Regions from separate parts of the Homo sapiens genome. Here region 1 is linked to region 2. Evidence: read pairs that join two places in POLR2A ChIA-PET (ENCODE). Cell type or tissue: Panc1. All regions are shown on one strand.

The links. Peaks named below come from ENCODE experiments on the same cell type or tissue, not always from the same donor. Only the 100,000 strongest peaks of a DNase experiment are listed, where the experiment ranks them.
Region 1: POLR2A ChIA-PET joins it to region 2 with 10 read pairs; 2 of 35 experiments call an interaction of 5 or more read pairs at or near these places.

Annotation. Positions count from the first base shown.
Region 1 is chr17:44,653,482-44,661,481 of GRCh38, reverse strand. It overlaps MEIOC (meiosis specific with coiled-coil domain), which reads right to left and starts at 5,014. Exons shown (of 8, transcript NM_001145080.3): 1 at 4,800-5,014; 2 at 4,221-4,355. The coding sequence starts at 4,868. RefSeq lists a silencer at 5,001-5,210. In Panc1, a CTCF peak has its summit at 5,413; no DNase peak of the experiment used is centred here; H3K4me3 peaks cover 638 bases.
Region 2 is chr17:44,147,518-44,155,517 of GRCh38, reverse strand. It overlaps HROB (homologous recombination factor with OB-fold), which reads right to left. Exons shown (of 10, transcript NM_001171251.3): 3 at 6,491-7,660; 4 at 4,474-4,557; 5 at 2,741-2,881; 6 at 854-962; 7 at 580-665; 8 at 107-232. Among named protein-coding and RNA genes, the nearest start is that of HROB, 9.6 kb to the right of the region's middle. In Panc1, a CTCF peak has its summit at 4,786 (motif pointing right); no DNase peak of the experiment used is centred here.

The DNA of each region.
Region 1 (8,000 bases), 510 kb before region 2:
TAAATTTCACATATATTATCATATCCAGTAAACCTTGTGACATGAGTATTATCTCTACTTTAAAAACAAGGAAACTGAGGCTGCAAGTCACTCAGCCAATATGTAACAAATCTAAAACCAAAACTGAAGGTCTTTTTCCTCCTATTTGAGGACATTTTATACAGTATCTTTTTTTTTTTTTTTTTTTTTTTTTGAGACAAGAGTCTGGCTCTGTTGCCCAGACTGGAGTAGAGTGGCGAGATCTCGGCTCACTGCAACCTCTGCCTCCCGGGTTGAAGCGATTCTCCTGCCTTAGCCTCCCAAGTAACTGGGATTACAGGCACCTGCCACCATGCCTGGCTAATTTTTGTATTTTCAGTAGAGAGTTTTAGGGTTTCACCATGTTGGTCAGGCTGGTCTCAAATCCTGACCTCAAGTGATCTGCCCGCCTTGGGCCTTCCAAAGTGTTGGGATTACAGGCGTGAGCCATTGCACCCAGCCTCGGTGAATGCTTCTGTAATGAACCTGAGTAAACAAAAACTTTGGGTGTTAAGTTTCTTTTTTTTTTTTTAAATAGAAATGGGGTCTCACTGTGTTGCCCAGGCTGGTCTTAAACTCCTGGCCTCAAGCGATCCTCCTGCCTTGGCCTCCCAAAGTGCTGGGATTACAGGTGTGAGTCACTTTGCCGGGCCTTGGGTTTTAAGATTTTAATGATTTAAACCCTGCCTCCTTCCAAAAGGGACCATGTAGGGAAAGTGAATTTAACAAACAAAAAAAGATTAAGCTAATTTATACATTGTTTATTCTAGAAAATGCTTCCTTAAAGAAGACTGAAAGTATAAATTCAAAATTTTTAACTCTCCAGATAAGTAACTATTAAAACCTGAGATGCAATAACTATAAATACCCAGACATAAACACAATGAAAATAGTATTTTCTTATAAATACAGAAGAGATGTAATTCTGGCCGGGCGCAGTGGCTCACACCTGTAATCCCAGCACTTTTGGGAGGCCTAGGTGGGCGGATCACCTGAGGTCAGGAGTTTAACTCCTGATCAACATGGCGAAAGCCCGTTTCGACAAAAATACAAAAATTAGCCAGGTGTGGTGGCAGGTGCCTGCAATCCCAGCTACTCAAGAGGCTGAGGCAGGAGAGTCACTTGAACCCAGAAGGCGGAGGTTGCAGTGAGCCAAGATTGAGCTATTGCACTCCAGCCTGGGCAACAGAGGGAGACTCCATCTCAAAATAAATAAATAAATAAATAAAATAAAATAAAATAAAAAAGGAAAAGATATAATTCTGGCTAAAAGTATTTTCTAATTGCTTTTATTCTGTTAATATTTCTAAATTTTTGTTCCTAATAGATATGATCACTGAAAAACATTTAAACTATACAACGTTATATGATACCAACAAAATGTGAACATTAAGAAATACCTTCCAATCATCCATCTTCAAGAATCTCAAAATATTTTACAACCATTTGTTTAAGTTCTGGTTATGATTCTATTTAAAACCCACACATTATAATTTTTCTGTTTATAGTTTATATTATGACTATTCTCAAGTTGAGGAAATGGAAACACAGAAGGGATTTTGCTGAGAGCTAAAACTAAAAACTACCTTTCCAGAATTTGTTGGTTAGCAGCAACTTTTACAAAGGCTTTTTATCTTTCTTTCCTAATTTTATCCTTTGAGTTCTAAAGTTATCATCATAGGCCCACTCTTATGTGTGAAGTATCCAAAGTGACATAAATAATTGTTCATCTTTTTGAAATAGTTGCTTAAACAAAAGGAACATTTTCAGATTATGTAATGTCAAATGAATAAACAGTATTGGAAATTGAAAATATTTTGGGAGTATTCTTTCAAGTACATTTTACATTTTAAAATACATTTTGAATATTACAAATAAAATCCTTTTAAAGGACTGACTTAACTTTTGTATTCTTGGGTTAAAACAACTAAAGTAATGTGGTGGATTCAAACAATCATACTTGAAATATCTGCATCCCTTTCGTTAACAGAGGCCAGGAAATATGCAAATATTTGAGTGGGCATATTAACTGGATTAACTTTAAAATGTATCACTTATATCCTTAACATACTTAAAACAGTGAACTGAAATTAAATCCAAATAAATTTTAGTCCGGATGTAAACACTGCAGAGAGCAGTGGAACTATGGTCTGGGTTCCACTTGAGCTTTGTCATTTAGGGCACAAATCAAGCTCTCTGAGGCTCAGTTTCTCAATCTGTACAGTGGCATAATAATATACAAGATTCTTAGTGTGGATTAAATAAAATAATTTATTTCTAGATATTGTTATAATTCAAAGTACAACAATATCAACATTGATGTCCTGGTTAAATAATTTCAAATGAAAATTACTTACATTACCCAAGCTTTATTTCCTTTGATTAATAAATCTAAATGTCTTGGTGAGGTAAGTGGTAGCATATAATTTAAGACATTGTTAAAACCAGAAAATAAAGGAGTAAAGTGAAATTTTCACCTTTAAATTATCAAAAATATGTTTGTACCAACTTGCAATAAATGCCTGAACGAAAAAAAACATATTTTAATCTTACTAAATAATGGATTTTCTTACATTTCTGGAATTATGTTATGCTAAGGACAAGATGGAAACGAATCAATGAAAAATCTTATTCTTCAATTTGTTTTCTTTTTTCTTTTTTTTTTTTTTTTGAGAGGGAGTCTCACTCTGTCACCCAGGCTGGAGTGCAGTGGCATGATCTTGGCTCACTGCAACCTCCACCTCCCTGGTTTAAGATTCTCCTGCCTCAGTCTCCCAAGTAGCTGGGATTACAGGTGCCTGCCCCCACACCCGGCTGATTTTTGTATTTTTAGTAGAGATGGGGTTTCGCCATGTTGGCCAGGCTGGTCTTGAACTCCCGAACTCAGGTGATCCACCCGCCTCAGCCCCCCAGAGTGCTGGGATTACAGGCACGAGCCATGGCGCCCGGCCCTTAACTTATTTTCAAAGCAAAGTATGTATTCTGCAAACACTGTATTTAAAAGATTGTAGCCGGGCGCGGTGGCTCACGCCTGTAATCCCAGCACTTTGGGAGGCTGAGGCGAGCGGATCACGAGGTCAGGAGATCGAGACCATACTGGCTAACACAGTGAAACCCCGTATCTACTAAAAATACAAAAAAATTAGCCGGGCGTGGTGGCGGGTGCCTGTAGTCCCAGCTACTCGGGAGGCTGAGGCAGGAGAATGGCGTGAACCTGGGAGGTGGAGCTTGCAGTGAGCGGAGATTGCGTCACTGCACTCCAGCCTGGGCGACAGAGCAAGACTCCGTCTCAAAAAAAAAAAAAAAAAATTGTTCCTGGGCTGGGCGCTGTGGCCTGAAATCCTAGCACTTTGGGAGGCCGAGGCGGGAGGATGGCTGGAGCCCAGAAGTTCGAGACCAGCCTGGGGAACATGGTGAAACCCGGTCTCTAAAAACAATACAAAAATTAGCCGGGCATGATGGCAGGTGCCTGTAATCCCAGCTACTGGGGAGGCTGAGACGGAAGAACTGCTTGAACCAGGGAGACAGAGGTTGCAGTGATCCGAGATCGCACCACTGCACTCCAGCCTGGGCAACAGAAGGAGACTCCGTCTCAAAAAACAAAACAAAACGGCTGGACGCGGTGGCTCATGCCTGTAATCCCAGCACTTTGGGAGGCCGAGGTGCGCGGATCACCCGAGGTTGGGAGTTCGAGACCAGCCTGACCAACATGGAGAAACCCTGTCTCTACTAAAAATACAAAATTAGCCAGGCGTGGTGGCGCATGCCTGTAATCCCAGCTACTCCGGAGGCTGAGGCAGGAGAATAACTTGAGCCCCGGAGGCAGAGGTTGAGGTGAGCCGAGATCGCACCACTGCACTCCAGCCTGGGCAACAAGAGCAAAACTCCATCTCAAAAACAAAAAACAAAAACAAAACAAACAAAAAAAACAGCCGGGCGTGGTGGCGCGTGCCTCAGGAAGCTGAGGCACAAGAATCGCCTGAGCCCGGCTGGCGGAGGTTGCAGTGAGCCGAGATGGCGCCACTGCACTCCAGCCTAGGAGACAGAGCAAGACTCTGTCTCAAAAAAAAAAAAAAAAAAAAAAAGTTTTCCCTGGTTTTCTCTTCCTTAACTGTGGAGCCATTAAACACCTATGAATCGGTGGCTCGAGTAAATCCATTTGAGAATAAATCGTCTAACAGAGGCAGAGTTTACTAAAGGACCTGCGATGTGTAGCAATCGTAGAAGGAAGCGGAGCCAGTCAACATCACGCTGCCGAAGACGTCGGTTAACCTGCTGCCGGCGTCGGCGCCGAGGTTCCAACAGCGATTCGCACCTCCGGGGAACGCGACTTTGGGCTGCAGCACACGGGAATAGGAAATATCAGAAAGTGGTCACGAGGGTGACGCCGGAGCTGAAACGGCCCGACACCTGTTCTACCTCGGCTGTTCGGCTCAATTCCGAACCCTCTCAGAGGACACGAATGTGGGGGCCCGCGCTTCCAGCCTCGGGATTCTCACTCTCCCCTCGGGCCCCCTGAGTGCTGACCCCGAGGGGCGCCCCTCCCCGGCCACCGCCTCAGCGCGACGGCTGCCTCCCGGGAATCGCGGCGACCCGCGCTCCGTCCGGCCCGTCCAGTCAGCCCGCGCCGCGCCCCCCGCCCGCCCGCCCCGTTCGGCCTCCCCACCGACGACCCGCCTCTGCCGCCCCGTCTAGGGACGCGCCCCCTCCTCAGCCTCTCCTCCTCGTCGCCTCTTGCAAGTCTGGCCGCCCCCTGGACCCTGCCCTTCCTCATCCATTACCTCAAGTCCTTCCTCCCTCAGGCCTGAGGGGTGAGGGCGCGGGCAGGTGTCTCCGCGTCTCACCTCCATGGGGCGCCCCCCAGCCTCTCCTGGACTAGGCACAGCTCCTGGGGTACGGGGGTGATGGGGGGGGCGTCCAGGCCCGGCTCCCTCAGCCCGCACCCCGCCGTCTCCGCAGCCGCCTCCGCCGCCCGGGCGCTGCCTGGAGCCAGTGTGCGGGTAAGGGAAGTCCGAGCGGGGAGGGAGGGGCGGGGGCAGAGGCCGTTACCTGGCCTGCCTGGGGCTCGCGGCTCGGCACGCGACACGGCACAGGCGCGCCCCGCCCCGCTGTGAGGCCCGCCCCTCCCGTTTCGCAGCCCGCCATTGGTCCGATGCCCATCCAATGGGCGACCACTCCAGGCTCCGTTACCCCCCAGAGACAAGGAGAGGAAGGGGCGGTTAGCGGACCACGCTCTCTCGCCGCTTCTGAGCTTTTCCCGCTCAAAGTAAATGTGTTCGGGATTGGCCCGGACTGGCAGGCACCGGCCCGATGATTTGCTGATAGGGCAGCGGAGAGGCCGGTCGTGGAAGGTTGAAAGAGCTAAAGAGCGCAGCCCTACCGGGTGGGAGAGGTGTTGGAGGCACTTGGAAGATTTGAGAAGTCGCTCAGCAACTGGCTTATCCTCCAAAACCTAGCTGTTGCGCACATTTCATTTGTCCGACATTTCATATTTGTTCCTTAGTCCCTCCCGTAGCTTCAGAATCCGTTGGAGCTGCCCAGAGACTGATATATCTTGTACCGGTTTGGGGAGGGCGAGGAGCAACTTGTGGATTGGGTGTTGCTGGGAGACCCCTTTTTGAGGGAGAGCTGCCCTGTGTCCTAAGCCCGGGCTTTCAGTCCGGGTTAAGGCATTTAAGTGTTAATGTGACTTTTGAACAAAGTTCGCTGTGACCTTTTTGTTCGTTTTTGTTTGTCTGTGTAAAACAGGGTCTTGCTCTGTCGCCCAGGCTGGAGTGCAGTGGCGCTATCATAGCTCGTTGCAGCCTTGAACTCCCGGGTTCAAGCGACCCTCCCGCCTCAGCCTCCCGAGTAGCTGGGGCTGCAGGCACGCGGCGCCACCACTCCTGGCTAATTTTTTAATTTTTTTGTAAAGCTGAAGGGCGGGGGGGTTGGGTCTCCTTATGTTGCCCAGGCTGGTCTCAAACTCCTGGTCTCGAGCGATCCTCCCGCCTCAGCCTCCCGAGTAGTTGGGGCTACAGGCGCGTGCCACCACTCCCAGCTAATTTTTTTTTTTTTTTTTTTTTTGGTGAGATGGAGTCTCACTGTCGCCAGGCTAGAGTGCGGTGGCGCAAAGGCTCACTGCAACCTCCGCCTCCCGGGTTCAAGCGATTCTCCCGCCTCAGCCTCCCGAGTAGCTAGGACTACAGGCCCACGCCACCACGCCCCGCTAATTTTTGTATTTTTAGTAGAGACGGGAATTTCACCATGTTGTCCAGGATGGTCTCGATCTCTTGACCTCGTGATCCGCCCGCCTCGGCCTCCCAAAATTCTGGGATTACAGGCGTGAGCCACGGCGCCTGGCCCTAGCTAATTTTTTAATTTTTTTGTAGAGCTGGGGTTGGAGGTGGGGATGGGGGTAGGGGGTTGGATCTCCTTATGTTGCTCAGGCTGGTCTTGAACTGAACTCTTGGCCTGAAGTGATCCTCCGCCTCGGCCTCCCAAAGTGTGGGATTACAGGTGAGAGCTTACATAAACAAGCCATTCCAGGCACCCAACAAACCATTCACATAGCAGTCAGATTGGGGATGTGATGGTCTCAGAGAAATGCTAGTTTTTGTCCCTAGACACTGCTAAAAAATCAGATAGTTGAAATATAAAAGAAGTAAACACAGTAAGCACCTTTAGGCTGTTTTTATATTTAAAATCAAAACTTGAGAAATGAGCACTTAAGTGGAAGATACTGTTTTAACTCAGACACGAATGGAAGTAGGAGGATGAGTTTTATTGACCCATATTGTCCTGATAGTTACTTCAGGTCTCTACTCAGCTTTGAGTTCAGAAAGCTCACCAAGGCTGGGCGCAGTGGCTTGTGCCTGTAATCCCAGCACTTTGGGAGGCCGAGGCAGGAGGATTGCTTGAGCCCAGGAGTTGCCCAGCCAGGGCAACATAAGGAGACTTCGTCTCTACAAAAAAATTAACAATTAGTTGGGTGTGGTGGTGTGTGCCTGTAGTCCCAGGTACCTGCACTTGGGAGGCTGAGATGGGAGGATCGCCTGAGCTGGAGAGTTGGAGGATGCAGTGAGCCATAATCACTCCATCACACTCCAGCCTGGGCAACAGAGCAAGACCCTGTTTCAAAAAAAAAAAAAAAAAAAAAGGAAGAAAGAAAAGAAAAAAAGCTGCTGGACTCACACCTGTAATCCCAGCATTTAGGGAAGCAAAGGCAGGAGGATAGATTGAGCCCAGGAGTTTGAGATTTGCCTGGGGAATATAGTGCTCCACAAAAAGGAAAAACAAAATGTGCATGCACACACACACACACACACACAAACACACACACACGCACACACACTTAAAAAAAGCTGACCAGGTGGTGTGGCTCTAACAGTTACATTTCTCTGCCTCAGCCTTAAAGTTGCTGGTGTAGGGCTCATTGCATTGAGGACTACTGGCTTTTTCCCCCTCTCCTATACTCCCTAGAAGCATTTTGAAAAGCTATGAATCCCCTTATGTATTTTTATAGTAAAATATACATAAGATTTGTCGTTTTTAAGTGTTTGGTTAAGTGGCATTAAGCACATTCATAATGTTGTGTAACCATGACCGCTCTACAGTTTCAGAACTTCATTAATCACAAACAGAAACTCTGCAGCATCCCATAAATAATTATTCCCCATGCCCCCTTCTCCCAGTTCTGGCAACCACCATTCTACTTTCTATCTCTATGAATTTGACTACTCTAGGTACCATATATAAGTGGAATCATACAATATTTATCCTTTTGTGCCTGGCTTATTTTACTAAGGTAAAATAAACCTTGTCATCAAGGTTCCTTCATGTTATAGCATATACCTGAATGTCATTCCTTTTTATGGCTGACTAAGGTTCCATTGTATGGATATACCACATTTTGTTCAAGCATTCATCTGTTTATGGACACATGGGTGGTTTCCACCTTTTTTTTTTTTTTTTGAGTCAGAGTCTTGCTCTGTGCTGCAGGC
Region 2 (8,000 bases):
GCCCCCTTCAGACCTCTGCTCCCCAGGGTGGAAGAGAGGAAGAAATCAGAAGATCCAGGCAGAAGGAGGGCCTTACCAGTCTCCCGTTTCTTCCTGCTCCTCTTACCTTGGGGAAGGGCTGAGATGGCTTGAGGAAGCTCCCATCCCCAGAATCCGGGCTGTAAATATGGACCAGGTTGTTGGGTGTCACGTTGAGGTAGTGATTTCGAAGTGAAGGAGAAAACACTCCAATCTGGAGTCAAGGAAAGGGAAGGTCAGTGTCCTGATGGAGCACTGGGAGCTGCCAGATGGACACCTGGCTCCCACCTGCCTTTCACTTGGTGTCCTCTGCCTAGCCTTGGTGCCAGAAGAGAACCATTTGCCACAATCTCCCCTTAACACAACCCTCCATCCCTATCCACCCTGAAGAATGGGGGCCAGCTCAAGGGCCACAGGCCTTCCCTGAGCTCAAGCCAGGGCCTAGCAATGGTTCAGCCACTCCGTGCCTGGTGTTGTAGAGGAAGGCAGCCAAACAGGTAAGGAGACAGACACTGAGGGCTCTATCCGGGGGGCAGTGGTGTGGAGAGCTGCTCCCCATACCTGCTTCAGCAGCAGCACTGAGCCAGGCTTCAGCTCATTCTGGCACGTCTCCAGCAGCAACCTGTGCACCGTCCCCTGCATCTCTCCTGCAAATACCACATGGCCCATCAGTCTCGGGGTCAAGGGCAGCACAGCGACTGGTATGGGCCCTGGCTGGGAAGTGGGCTGCTCACTGCCTCAGTTTTCCTGTCTGCAAAGGGAGAGGGTGATTCCACCTCATTTCCTGGCCTCAATGGAGCCCACTCACCAGACAACCTAGGACCTAATTCCTTACCCGTGGGGTCCTTGAAAACCACACTGGCGTCCATTGTGCTCCGAGTCAGGGACTTGATCATCACCGCCATGTTGGGGACCTTGTTCCTAGGAAGCTGCTTCAGGGCTGCCTGCTTACAAGGAGAGGCATATGCTGAGCCTTCCACGGCCCACTTGTGACTTCCCAGGTCTCCAAGTGTGCCAGGGCAACCGGGGTTAGGAGGGGTCAGAGTATAGTTATAGTGATGATCTTCTTTGTGGAGGACAAGGAGGTACCCCATCTCTCTCTGACAGACCTAGAGCTGGGAGGTCCTTCATTTCTCTCCCCTGCCTCCGTTCTTTTTTATTTTTTGAGAGGGAGTTTCGCTCCCAGGCTGGGTGCAATGGCACAATCTTGGCTCACTGCAACCTCCACCTTCTGGTTTCAAGCGATTCTCCTGCCTCAGGCTCCCAAGTAGCTGGGATTACAGGCGCCCACCACCACGCCCGGCTAATTTTTGTATTTTTAGTAGAGACAGGGTTTCACCATGTTGGCCAGGCTTGTCTTGAACTCCTGACCTCGTGATCCACCCACCTCGGCCTCCCAAAGTGCTGGGATTACAGGCATGAGCCACCGCACCCGGCCTATTTTTTTATTTTTGAGATGGAGTCTCGCTCTGTCGCCCAGGCTGGAGTACCATGGCACGACCTTGGCTCATTGCAACCTCCGCCTCTGGGTTCAAGCGATGCTCCAGCCTCAGCTTCCTGAGTAGCTGGACTTACAGGCGTGTGCCACCAAGCCTGGCTAATTTTTGTATTTTCAATAGAGGGGGTTTCACCATGTTGGCCAGGCTGGTCTCGAACTCCTGACCTCAAGTGATCTGCCCGCCTCAGCCTCCCAAAGTGCTGGGATTACAGGCGTGACCCACCCCGCCTGACCTGTTTGGTTTTTGTTTTTTTCTTGAGTCGGAGTTTCACTCTTATTGCCCAGGCTAGAGTGCAATGGCACATCTTGGCTCACCGCAACTTCTGCCTTCCAGGTTCAAGCAATTCTCCTGCCTCAGCCTCCTGAGTAGCTAGAATTACAGGCATGTGCCAACACGTCCGGCTAATTTTGTATTTTTAGTAGAGACAGGGTTTCTCCAGGTTGGTCAGGCTGGTCTTGAACTCGCGACCTCAGGTGATCCGCCCGCCTTGACCTCTCAAGATTATAGGTGTGAGCCACCACGCCCGGCCTTGGGTTTTTTTTAAAGGAGACAAGCTCTCGCTCTATTGCCCCGGCTGGAGGGCAGTGGCACGATCATAGTTCACTGTAGCCTCAACCTCCTAAGATCAAGTGATCCTCTGGCCTCAGCCTCCCTAGTAGCTGGGACTATAAGACATGTGCCACCACATCCAGCTGATTTTTTTTTTTTGTATTTTTTTGTAGAGACAGGGTCTCGCTTTGTTGCCCAGGCTGGTCTCGAACTCCTGACCTTTGTGATCCTTCCACCTCAGCCTCCTAAAATGCTGGGATTACAGGTGTGAGCCACTGTGTCCAGCACTTTCTTTTGTTTATATGTGTTTACACAATGTTCCATCATAACAGTCACAGGCAGGGATATGTTGGCACATGTACTGGCATGTCTCTGCACACAACCCTTAACCACTAGGGAGATTTGAGGGTGGCAGTGTGCTCACCCCACCCCACCCAGGGCCTGGAAGTGCAGAGGCATACCATAACCCACTCTCTCCTTCCACCTGGGCCCAATCCTATGGATGACAGTGAAAAGGTAGGTAAGTGGAAGATACAACCAAAGGGGCTTCGTGCTGCTACTTGTATAGGGTACGAGGGAGCAAACAGCCCCTTCCTAAGGTGGAGTAGGGCAGTAGGTCAGAGAGAGGGAGAAAAATGGTCTTTCCTTTGGGTCTCAGCACCCAGAATCCTTACCTTGCGCAGCACCATGACAATGCTGTAGGTACAGAGGAAGCAGCTAGGGTCTCTCTCATCCAGGCCTAGCGTGGATTTCATGGTCAGCCAGGGCCCTCGCCCAAAATCCTCCTCCACAGATGCCTGGGAACTAGCAACAATCTGGTACCACAGAGCAGAGGGGGAGCCTGTATGAATAGGTCTACCTTGCTACAGACTCTTGATTGAAACAGGGTGGAAGGGTGAGAGAGGAAAGGCAAATCCCCTCGGAAAAACTGTAGTACAATGGCCACAGTCTCTCCTCTCATTTATCTCCAAGGCCAGAAAATGGTATGTGACATCTTTTTTTTCTCTTTTTCTTTTTTTTTTTTCTGATTGCTTTGGCATTTGAAGCACGTGAAAATCTTGTCGCGTATCACAGGTTTCATTCAGCAGATACTCTTTTTTTTTCTTTTTAAAATCAGGTCCTGTCTGCAGGACTAGGTATGAAAAACAAATTTTTAATAAAATCAGCTCCTGGGCCAGACGCGGTGGCTCACACCTGTTATCCCAGCACTTTGGAAGGCCGAGGCGGGTGGATCACCTGAAGACAAGAGTTCGAGACCAGCCTGGCCAACATGGTGAAACCTCGTCTCTACTAAAAATACAAAAATTGACTGGGCGCAGTGGCTCACACCTGTTACCCCAGCACTTTGGGAGGCCAAGGCGGGCAGATCATGAGGTCAGAAGATGGAGACCATCCTGGCTAACATGGTGAAACCCCGTCTCTACTAAAAATACAAAAATTAGCCAGGCATGGTGGCACACGCCTGCAGTCCCAGCTACTCAGGAGGCTGAGGCAGGAGAATAGCCTGAACCCAGGAGGCGGAGGTTGCAGTGAGCCGAGATCACGACACTGCACTCCAGCCTGGGCAACAGAGCGAGAATCCGTCTCAAAAATAAAATAAAATAAAATAAAATAACATAAAATAACATAATAAAATAAAATAAAATAAAATCAGCTCCTGACTTTAACTGCATTGAAGCAGAAGGCTATCTACGCTTATTTTTTGTAACAGACTCAAAAAGTCTTAGGGGTAGGGATCCACCACATATATTTATAGGCTTCCAGAGTGGCTTAGCCATTTTGAAACCAGTCATATTCTATTTGGCATGCTTCTAGCTTTAACAATTAACCTTCTTACATTAATACATGCTTTGAATCCAGAGAGTATCTGCTGCTTTGGATCTGAAATGGACTGGCAGATCTGCGGAGCTACAGCAGAGAAAAAATACTGGGGAGAATTAAAAGCAAAACTGGGTTTGAGGGCAGAGCAGGTCAACCAGAACCCCAAGGAGAAGGGAAGCAGGGTCTCACCCACCAAAGGGAACCCAGCAAAGGCAAGAGAAGGCAGATCCTTCCCAGCTCAGTTCTCAGAAACCTGAGAGGAAGGGCTCCTGAGACACAATCTCATAATACTTATCACAGTCTCCTCCCCCAGGGGAAGCTGGAGCTAGCTGGGCCTTTATTTCTTAGATGGGAAAGAAGGCTGGACCCATGGCATCAGATAATACCTACCTGGCACCAGGACAGGCCTCACTTAATGCCAGTAAAATTGCTGCCTCCCCCAACTACCTGCCTCAAATGCCTTTTAGTGTGTGACACCAGCAAACAGGCCTAGCAGCATCAGCTCTTGATTCTTAACTCCTGAAACACACAGGGACGCCCCTCACTCTCAAATCACACCCAGAAAGTTAACATTTGCATAAGTTACCTCTGTCTGGAATTTAGCCAGAGCACCATGGGTTGGAGTTTGGGGCGCGGAAACCATGATGTCCTCCAGACTTCTCCCACTCTGCTAAGAGGGGAGGGAAGGAGAAGATGAGAGCAAGCTTAGCAGCTGTTATTTACAAGTACAGCTTATTGTCTGGTTTACATAATGAGTTCAGGAAATGATCAGGGACTATTAACACATATTACATCTCTCCTAACAAAGTCTCAGGAGCCTCTTTGGCAGCTCAAAAAAGATACTTTGGGGATTGGTTTGAAAACGTGAGGAAGCCGGAGCTCGCCCAGGTGCAAAAACCAGGGCTGCCTGAAGGGGGCAGTGACCCAAATAGAGAGGCCTGGCTGGGCGTGGCGGCTCACACCTGTAATCCCAGCACTTTGGGAGGCTGAGGCGGGTGGATCACCTGAGGTCAGGAGTTCGAGACCAGCCTGGCCAACATGGAGAAACCCCCATCTCTACCAAAAATACAAAAATTAGCCAGGCGTGGTGGCCCATGCCTGTAATGCCAGCTACTTGGAAGGCTGAGGCAGGAGAATCACTTGAAGCTGGGAGGTGGAGGTTGCAGTGAGCCGAGATTGTGCCACTGCACTCCTGCCTGGACGAGAGAGCAAGACTCTGTCTTAAAAAAAAAAAAAAAGAAAGAAAGAAAGAAAAATTGAGAGGCCTGTGATGAGCAAAGGGGCAGCTTTCCCCAAGTCCTAACCCTTTCCTCCAGGGAGATCCAGCCCAGGAGGAACATAGACGGCCTCTTTGGATATCTGCTAACATGCTAGGGAAGAGCAAGTAACAGGCAGAAATTGTTTCAAACACCCTTAAAATGGGAGGAAGAGGGCACACCTATCACAACCAGTCCAGATCCTCAGAGTCCAATTATCTGGGATCTGATCCAAGACTAGTTTAATCCAAGTCTCACCAGGGCTGTCTCCTTTTCAGCCCCAGCTTCCCCACACCTGCCACAATGAACTGTTCTGTGGATCTGAGAGCACCTTGCTCTTCTGCCTCTGTGCCCTTACACATGCTCTTCCCTGCTTTCCCACTGCCAGAACATCCACAGAGCACAGCGCCCGCTCCGCCACACACCTGTTAACCTCCTACTCATCCATCCAAAGCCCACTCAGCAAGCCTAAGGCAGAGCCAGTGTCTTCCCAGCACCCAGGGAATGACCCCTGTTCACACTGTGTGCTTTGTGCATGTTTGTTTGTTTACATCTGTTTCTTCCATTTCACTGTAAGTTCTTTAGGACAGGAACTGTTTCTTTTAATCTCTGTATTCTCAGTTCCAAGCAAATTGTCCAACACATAAGACCTTAACAAATGCACAAGAATGACTTCCTGCCCTAGTGCACACCTGTAGTCCCAGCTATATGGGAGGCTAAGGCGGGAGAATGGCTTGAGCCTAGTTCATGACCAGCCTGAGCAACATAGCCAATCTCTAATTCTTAAAAAAAGGAAAAGAGGGTCTTCTTAAAAAAAGGAAAAGAGGGTCAGGCGTGGTGGCTCACGCCTATAATCCCAGCACTTTGGGAGGCCGAGGCGGGCAGATCACTTGAGGTCAGGAGTTCGAGACCAGCCTGGCCAATATGGTGAAACTCTGTCTCTACCAAAAACACAAAAATTAGCCAGGCATGGTGGCGGGGGCCTGTAGTCCCAGCTACTCAAGAGGCTGAGGCAGGAGAATCGCTTAAACCCAGGAGGCAGAGGTTTCAGTGAGCTGAGATTGCGCCACTGCACTCCAGCCTGGATGTTGCAGCAAGACTCCATCTCAAAAAAAAAAAAGGAGAAGAAAAAAGAAAATTATGATGTCCTCAGAGCCTTAAGCACTTCTTCACAGTGGATTTTCTAGCATTCAGTTCTTCCCTTTTATTTCTCCTGCAGCTTTGAAAAGCCTCTCTGCACTTCCTTCCTTCCTTCTCTGCAAGAGGGAAGATATGCTAGGGCTGGACAGTGCTGGAACCCTGCTTCTCTCCCTTGCCCACCAAATCCTAGAAAGCCAGCTCACTCACCTGGTGAGGCAGGATCCCAGCTGGGCCAGGGAAACGGCGAGTTTTGGCTCGGGTGGAGGGATGGGTGGGCTGCTGGGGTGTCCGGCTGGCAGCAGTGACTAGCTGCACCAGGTGGTTGGTGACTATGGGTGTCTGCAGAGCTCCCTGGGGACCTTTTGGGGTACCAACAGGAGACCCAATGGAAGACACTGGAGCTTGCGGTTGTAAGGGTATCCGAGGAAATAATCCAGAGCTAGTCCTTGAGGGAGTAGAACAGCTTGAGTTGGGAGTTCGAGGTCTGGGTAAATGAGCTTTGCCACTTAACCAGGAACTTGGAGACTGGAATGGCTGACAAGGGAAACGATTTTGAGGGCTGCTCTGAATGGTCCCTCTAGCAGCTTGGAGAGGCTGAAGTGCTTGAACAGGGGAGCGTTGCGGACAGACTTCCCAGTGGAGTTGCTGAGTGGGAACTGTTAAGGCAGTTGGAACAGGAAGGTGACCCACAGCACCAGGTCTCAAGGGGGGTCGTGGAGTCCTACATTGGATGACAGGATCTAGAGACTCATCCTGGGCGGACATGATACCCGCTTTGTGGATGGCAGGCACAGGCCCCTTCTGGCAAGATCCACTCAGATCAACTACCCGGGCTTTTTTAGCCAATACTGAACCCTCCCGCTGCTGGGCAGGCAGGATTGGTATGGCCTCACTGCTGACTCCACATTCCAGCTCCATGCCAGGCTCCTCCAACTCCATGCTTGCCAGGACTTTATCAAATTCGTCTTGTTCAGGCCCCTCAAAGCCACCAACTTGCTGCTGTTGGCTCTCAAAGGTGAGTAGGGGGTGTAAGGCTGAGGACTGAGGTCTTGCTGTCTCTCTGAGCACTTCTGTCACTGTCACTCTTCTCTGATTGCCAATCCAGCTGCTGGAAGTAGAGACAGGCCTTAGGGGAGCTGCTCCTATGCATGATGGACGGCTGTCAGCACTGGGCGTGCTGGAGGCAGGGAGGCAGAGGTCCAAGTCTGGCAGGCCCAAAGCCTCTGAGGGAGCAGTGGGGTGTAACAGCAGCAGCCTGGAGGACTGTGCCTGCACAGTCTCCTGTGGCCTAGAAGAGACAGGTCTCAGGCGCCCAGCATTCACAGGCAGTGAGCCAGTAAACCGGTTCTCTGCATCCTCCACAGCAGACAAGAAATCCTACAAGGAAGCAGAGATGGTAGGTCTTGGCATCTGGAAATCAAGAACCCCTCTGCTTTTACTGTTCAGGCACATGGCGTGTATGTTTGTGTGTAGATACTTGAAAGAAACCAAAGCATGAGGGTCGGGCATGGTGGCTCATGCCTGTAATCCCAGCACTTTGGGAGGCCAAGGTAGGAGGATCACTTGAGGTCAGGAGTTCGAGACCAGCCTGGCCAACGTGGCGAAACCGTCTCTACTAAAAATAAAAAAATTAGCTGGGCATGGGGGTGCACACCTGTAGTTCCAGCTACTCGGGAGGCTGAGGCAGGAGAATCACTTCAACCTGAGAGGCAGAGGT